2 separate regions of the Homo sapiens genome follow, and region 1 is linked to region 2. The links are chromatin contacts, found by Hi-C or POLR2A ChIA-PET in ENCODE. All regions are on one chromosome and are shown on one strand. The core of a region is the stretch at or near the end of the contact, and the rest is flanking DNA. Distances in the headings are between cores, read along the strand shown. Region 1 holds the start of MYB (MYB proto-oncogene, transcription factor). Region 2 has its middle 41 kb from the start of ALDH8A1.

Region 1 (3,208 bases), core at 636-3,135, 270 kb after region 2:
TGAACTTAGTATCTTTCTACTTTAAAGGGGTTCAAGAACTTAGGAGTAGTTACACACCTCCTAAAATCTTGAAAAAGAGGCTATGAACTCACTTCACAAAGGGTTCAGATACTCACATTGTGTCCAAGAGACTCAGCAATTGGGAATCTTGCCAGTTAGATTCATAAAGCAATCCGAAAGCCAGAATGCAATTTCTTTAGGGGTGGTTTCTAGATGTTTATTCTAGATATTTTTAAAAGATTTTGTTTATTTTTGATGTGAAGAAAGAAAATTATTATAGAATCTAGAAATAAATATTGGCTTTAAAAGTATTAATTTGCCTTGTCCTTTGTAATTGTGATCCGAAATATCTCACAATAATTTTGTTTCAGTGTTATTTTCTTCTCAGGAGGAAAGGAATGTTAAAACCTTACTAGCAACTAACACTTGATAAAGATTTAAACTATATAACAATTTTAAAGAAAGTCTAAAACACCAGATAGTCTTGAAACCTCGCATGCTTCACCGTTTAATAAAATTATGACTCATTTTAGTAAGAACATGCTTTTTTAGTAAGAAAAAATGCTTTCTGAGCTAAGTTTGAACTGCTGGGGCACATGGGACACCCACAAACCCAGTCAGCAGAAGTCTCAAACTCCTAAAAGATTAAAGGAAAAATACATTAGTGTGTACAGAGAATGAAAAAAAAATCCCCAATGGTTCTAATCTATAAACGGAAGTAAAACTAAAACTCCCCTAAAATCCCCCCAGTCATCAATCCTTATAAATTCAGCACTTATCTTCTTCCTTTACTTCTGGAGACCCTCATTAAACAACACGAAAGCCTTTGCTGACTTTTATCTCGTAAAATAGAGCCCTCAAATGACACTAAGCAGGGATACCGACCTCCAAAATCACAAACTGTTTTACTTCTAAAACCATGCATGCAAACGTGGGGTTTCCTGAGTTCTGCTAGGGGCGGGCTGTCTGGACCCCCGTGTATTTTTTTTTTTTTTTTTTTTTTTTTTTTTTTTTTGCAGGTGTGCAATCCAGGGTGCGCGCTCTGTGCAGGGAGGGGAGCAAAGGTGTGCGGTGGGCACCGCCTGGGCCGGGCGGGGCGGGGTGGGTGGGGCCCGGGTGTGTGCTGGGGTGAGAGTGAAGGACATGTGACAATACGACGGTGGCGGCTGCAGGATCCGGGAGGGGAGTGAAAGCTCCGCTGGGGCGCTCCATTAGTGAGCGGTGATGGTTGCCGCCCACTTGTATTGAAGCGTCCTTTGTCACTAACAAGTTAAATTAGAGATGTTATTTATTTAAGAAGAAGGAAAAAAAACCCTAGCCAAACAGCCTATGAATACATATGCTCACATCCCCTACTCCTCCAACTCCTAATTTCCCCGTCTCCAGAGGGCACAGTTGTAAACCTTGACGAAAATCCAATCTTCTGTGCGGGAATTTCCCCCCACCGCTTGCCGCCCCCGCGACAGTGAGTGGGAGCTGGAGGAGCTCTGGTCCCGCTGCCCGGGAGCACGCGGAGCCGGGCGACCGCGGTGCGGCAGCCAGGGAGGAGGGGAGGCGGCGGGACTGGGCGCGGGTCGGCGCCGCCGCGACCCGGGAGCGGGGTTTGCTCAGGAAAAGGCGCCGTCGCGGCCCCCGGCCACCCCTCCCTGGCCCCGGGCTCCCTGCCCGCGCGCCTCCCGGGCCTCGCGGCGCGCTAGGCGCACCGCGGCGGCGCGAGCGCCGAATGGGAGCGGCGACCCGGCCAGCCCGGCAGCCCCGCGGGCGGCAGCCAGGGCGACCGCGGAGGCGGCGGGCAGGGCGCGTGCGCACTGCAGGGGCGCCAGATTTGGCGGGAGGGGGAGTGTCCAAAGCTCTTTGTTTGATGGCATCTCTGTTTACAGAGTTTACACTTTAATATCAACCTGTTTCCTCCTCCTCCTTCTCCTCCTCCTCCGTGACCTCCTCCTCCTCTTTCTCCTGAGAAACTTCGCCCCAGCGGTGCGGAGCGCCGCTGCGCAGCCGGGGAGGGACGCAGGCAGGCGGCGGGCAGCGGGAGGCGGCAGCCCGGTGCGGTCCCCGCGGCTCTCGGCGGAGCCCCGCGCCCGCCGCGCCATGGCCCGAAGACCCCGGCACAGGTAACGGGGAGCCGGGCGGGCGGCCGAGGGCGGGGGCGCGCGGGGGCGCGCGGGGCGCCAGGCTCCCGGGAGCAGGTGGGAATTCGTTCCGGGATCATCTGAGGGGCTGTCAGACCCTCCGAGGACCTGGAGCCCCTGCCTCGGCAGCAGAAGCCGCTCCAGAGACTGATGAATGGAAGAGTCTTTGCGGGAAATGTATCCGGACGTTGGGAAGCACGCCCTGCGGCTCATTTTGCAAGTTGCATGGGGATACATTTTTCTTTAGGGGGAAAAAGAAAGCACGTTCCAGCCGAGGGCAGAGCGGTGCCCACCAGCCCCGGGGAGCCCACCAGGTGCCTGGCTTGATGCCGCGGGTGTCGGCGAGGGATCCGCAGCGTAATTGCTGGATGCATTGAGATATGTTTGGACTTGGAAGTGCAGAGCATATGGCAGATACAGGGAAAATGCTGGATTGTTTAGTAGCTGCAGGTAGTTCATTTAAATTTCATTCATTCTTTATGGAGGCGAGGACCAGTGTCAGCTGACAGGCGGCTGAAAAGCAGATTTTAGGGGGATAAAGGGGTCTCTACTTTTGCAAATTGTCTTAAGACCTGGTTTTGGAGGTTCGAATCATTTTTCTCTGAAAGGCTTTTACTTCCACTGCAAACATTGCACGCGCACCCACACGCGCCGCCGTCGCACATGTCACTGCACTTAGGGAGGCTCGCCGGGAAGATGGGTGCAGTCCCTTCACATTTTTGGCCGGACAGATGGGAAGAGGGAGAGGAGGAGGAGGAGGGAAATCCTCGTCCGAACTGTCAGTTGCTCGTTCCCCAGTCTCCACCGGCCTCTGGACTTTCCCAGCAGCACACGCCGGGGCTCCCTGCGAGCGGCGGGTGCCAGGGCTAGCTCGGCAGCCGTCGCAGTCGCCACTCGGCTCAAGGGGACAGAGGCCGGCAGCACCCAAGGCCGCTGCCGCGCAACCGGGACGCGATCCCCGCGGGCTCTGCCCCCAGGCGAAAGGTCCCTGCGCGGCGCGCACACGTGGATGCGGCTGAGGTCGCCGCGCCTTCTCGCACCCTCCTTCAGCCGCCTTAGGTCGCCCCGGCCGAGGC
Region 2 (3,527 bases), core at 298-2,797:
TATAAATATATATTTTATATTTATATATATTTTTATATATAAATATATATTTTATATTTATATATATTTTTATATATAAATATATATTTTATATTTATATATATTTTTATATATAAATATATATTTTATATTTATATATATTTTTATATCTAAATATATATTTTATATTTATATATATTTTTATATCTAAATATATATTTTATATTTATATATATTTTTATATATATATATATTTTATATTTATATATATTTATATATATATATATTTTATATTTATATATATTTTTATATATAAATATATATTTTATATTTATATATATTTTTATATATAAATATATATTTTATATTTATATATATTTTTATATATAAATATATATTTTATATATATTTTTTTATATATAAATATATATTTTATATATATTTTTTTATATATAAATATATATTTTATATTTATATATATTTTATATATAAAAATATATATATTTTTATATAATATAAAATATTTTTTATTATAATAATAATAAACACCTTCCCCAGAGACAACCTGGAAAGCCTGCTCCAGGTGAGGTCAAAGGAGGACAATGTCCTCTCGTGCCCGAAGTGCTGCCGGCTGTTCAGCAGGAAGACCTGGAGAGGCAGACCCCCTGGGAACCAACTTCCCACTGCGCTACTCTTTCCCTTCTGCCTGGCACAGGGAGTGCCGGGGGCTGGTCTAGGATGATTCACCTGCCTTCAGGCCATCCATGTTAGATATTCCCATAAGCCACTGAGCTCAGACTTTTGAAAGACAATTTCAGCCAGGCGCGGTGGCTCACACCTATGATCCCAGCACTTTGGGAGGCCGAGGCGGGCAGATCACCTGAGGTCAGGAGTTCGAGACCAGCCTGGCCAAAGTGGTGAAACCTTGTCTCTACTAAAAATACAAAAATTAGCCAGGCGCGGTGGTGCATGCCTGTAATCCCACCTACGTGAGAGGCTGAGGCAGGAGAATTGCTTGAACCTGGGAGGTGGTGGTTGCAGTGAGTTGAGATGGCACCATTGCACTCCAGCCTGGGTGACAAGAGCAAAACTCCGTCTTGAAAAAAACAAAGGAAGGAAGGAAAGAAAAGAAAAGAAAGTTTCAAAGCCCTTGGTCCTTGCTTCAGATCTGCTTATCTTCTGGGAATTTCCAGCGTCCTTTGCTTGGGGGTGCCTGCAGCTGACTATGACTCCATTAATATAGGGTGGATTCACCCCTGAGATGTCCCAGGGCCAAGCCTCTCACTTCAGGCTTTGTTCATGAGGGTTTCAGTTTGTAGTGTGGGGAAGATATTTTGTTCCTGGGTATCTACAGCAAGCCTTCTGAAATGTGTGTAACAGTCCAGAACAGTCACTGTCAGTCTCTGCTGCCAAGCTTGTCGGTGCCTCGTGTCAGCGCTGACTCACCCAAAGGCCGGTGCAAATCATCATCATCACGACTCTGAGGCTTCTGCCAAACAAATCATAGGCTGCTTGCTCTTCGGGGAAGAATCGTAATTCTGATTGCAGCTGGCCATTCATCAGGTGCTGGGAATCTGCCTAATCTTGTCTGTTGGCCTAGGATATGCCAGCTCCACGCATCTGATGATGACTTTCCCATCCCACACCTCGTCGCAGCCCTCCTCCACATTCCTCAGTCCAGTCTTACCCTTGGAGCGATCAGAACATTCCAACCTCATCTCATAATGGCAGTTCATTCCAGTGTGACTCAACAATTTCCAACAAAGCCTTGAAAAATACTCCCGGAATATTAGGGATTCATGGAGTCACTGAATCATAACAAGGTTAATTGCCAGGGTTGTTGAAATCACCCTGTGTAGCTCTCTCCCCACTGCCAGATGGACAACTGAGGCATGGAGAAGCTTATTGGCTTGCCAAGGATCTTACAGCAAACAACTCCTAAACAGAACTAGAATGCAGAATATACAGAACCTATAGAAATATACAAGCATCAAAGAAGTAGAGGTATTCTGAGGATAATGACAACTAATTGCAAATTCTGATTAAGTATTTTGGAGCTCCTGCCTACATATAATAAGCAGCTGGCCTCTATGTGTTCTTAATTACAGCTGTTGGAATTGGAGTTATATGTGAAACAAGTACTCTATTTTAATATTTCAAGCTCAGACATAGTGAATGGCGGGAGAGGGTGGAAACCCCTTCCCTGGGGGACTGAAGGTAGAGTGGGGCCATCTGGGGTGGTTGGGCTGCTGTGTGGGGAGCAGCCTCTGACTCTGTGCAATTTATGTGACAGCCCCAGAGCTTCGGGCTCTGTGACTACACGTGCCAATTGCCTGCAGGAGCAGGTCCCTGCACAGAGCATAAAATGCTCTCCTGAAGCATCTTTTTAAAGTGCCCACATACCAGGTCCCAAGGACTGCCGCTGGGAAGTAAGCAGCAGGCGCTCATGAATTTCTAATAGAGGAAAAATGATTTTCATGCAACATCCTTGAGAAATCAAAGCATGTGAGAATCATCAAGATAGGTAAAAATTTGAATATCAGCATATTTATCTCTTCAGGGGATTTTTGAACAATTTCTCTGATGTTTCAAGTTCAGCAAAATACATACTTCTGAGGTCCTCTTTGCATTGATTTTAGGTATCTTAGGGGAAATGTATTCTCCCACTAATAATCTACCAGAAAGCAGCTCTGAGCGTTTCTTTCTAGTAACTCCTGGGGTCCTGAGACTTGGGACTTGGACTCAGCGGTCTGCATTCAGGTCGAGTTCAGTCATTGGGATGGAAGTGATACAGTCCCCCTTGGGAGCGATACCAAAGTGCTTACCGAGCACTTGCTTCAAGCTGAGATGACTGAACTCTCCTCCCCTCTCCTGCCCCTTCCTCTGATATCCTAAATAAAGGGAGAGAGTTCACAGCTCCTGGACAGTATTCGCAGAACATGTACTGCACCCTTTCCTCAGGATGTATTTAGTGAATCCTAATCTTGAGAAAGACTGACTCCCTGAACTTTAAGGTTAGAAATAATTAGACAAGAAAATCCCTTCTCTGGATTTCTTGTAACTGTCAAAAATGATGAGTAGTGGAAAAATGGCTTCAGGTCATACTTCTCGCTCTCCCTGAACCTTTGCACTGTATTGTGTATAAAAAGAATATAATGTCCCTGTGTCATGATAGGGTGAATGTTGCTATTTCTGCCTTTTGACTGTTCATTATCATTTGCTATCATAAGCCAAGGGCCTGATAGATAGCTGCAGAAACCTAAATAAATGCAATAATTACTCAGGACTGTTCAACCCACTCATCCTCTCATTCACCTCTCCTGTACTACAGAAAATACCTCCTTTTGTCTTGGCAAACACAATTTGGAAAAATGGTTTAAGCCCTGGCAGCAATAGATAGCTAATTATATTCTATTTTGATTGCCTTAGAGGTTAGCCAGCCAGAAAGCAACATTTCATTTCCATGTTCTGAAGAATTTTAAGGCATCCCAGTTCCATTTTTTCTTTTTCTTTTCTTTATTATTTATGTAGTTCTAAATATACATAAG

Evidence for each region. Hi-C counts contacts between places; a loop is a spot of excess contacts on that map. ChIA-PET counts read pairs that join two places held with the same protein, here RNA polymerase II (POLR2A). Pooled maps may share reads with other maps.
Region 1: a loop to region 2 is called in a pooled map, with 3 times the contacts of the local background. The contact joins the promoter of MYB here to the enhancer-like site in region 2. A Hi-C loop is called at or near these places in 1 of 50 pooled maps. POLR2A ChIA-PET finds 5 or more read pairs at or near these places in 4 of 52 experiments (WTC11, activated CD4-positive, alpha-beta T cell, activated T-cell and 1 more).

The regions. Positions count from the first base shown.
Region 1 is chr6:135,179,423-135,182,630 of GRCh38, forward strand. It overlaps MYB (MYB proto-oncogene, transcription factor), which reads left to right and starts at 1,886. Exons shown (of 16, transcript NM_001130173.2): 1 at 1,886-2,114. The coding sequence starts at 2,092. RefSeq lists silencers at 1,005-1,114, 1,555-1,604, 1,675-1,894, 1,955-2,004, 3,054-3,133.
Region 2 is chr6:134,907,649-134,911,175 of GRCh38, forward strand. No RefSeq gene overlaps it. Among named protein-coding and RNA genes, the nearest start is that of ALDH8A1, 41 kb to the right of the region's middle. Within about 2 kb of position 1,548, at least 19 of the 41 ENCODE cell types and tissues checked have a DNase peak (open chromatin) inside an H3K27ac peak, as active enhancers do.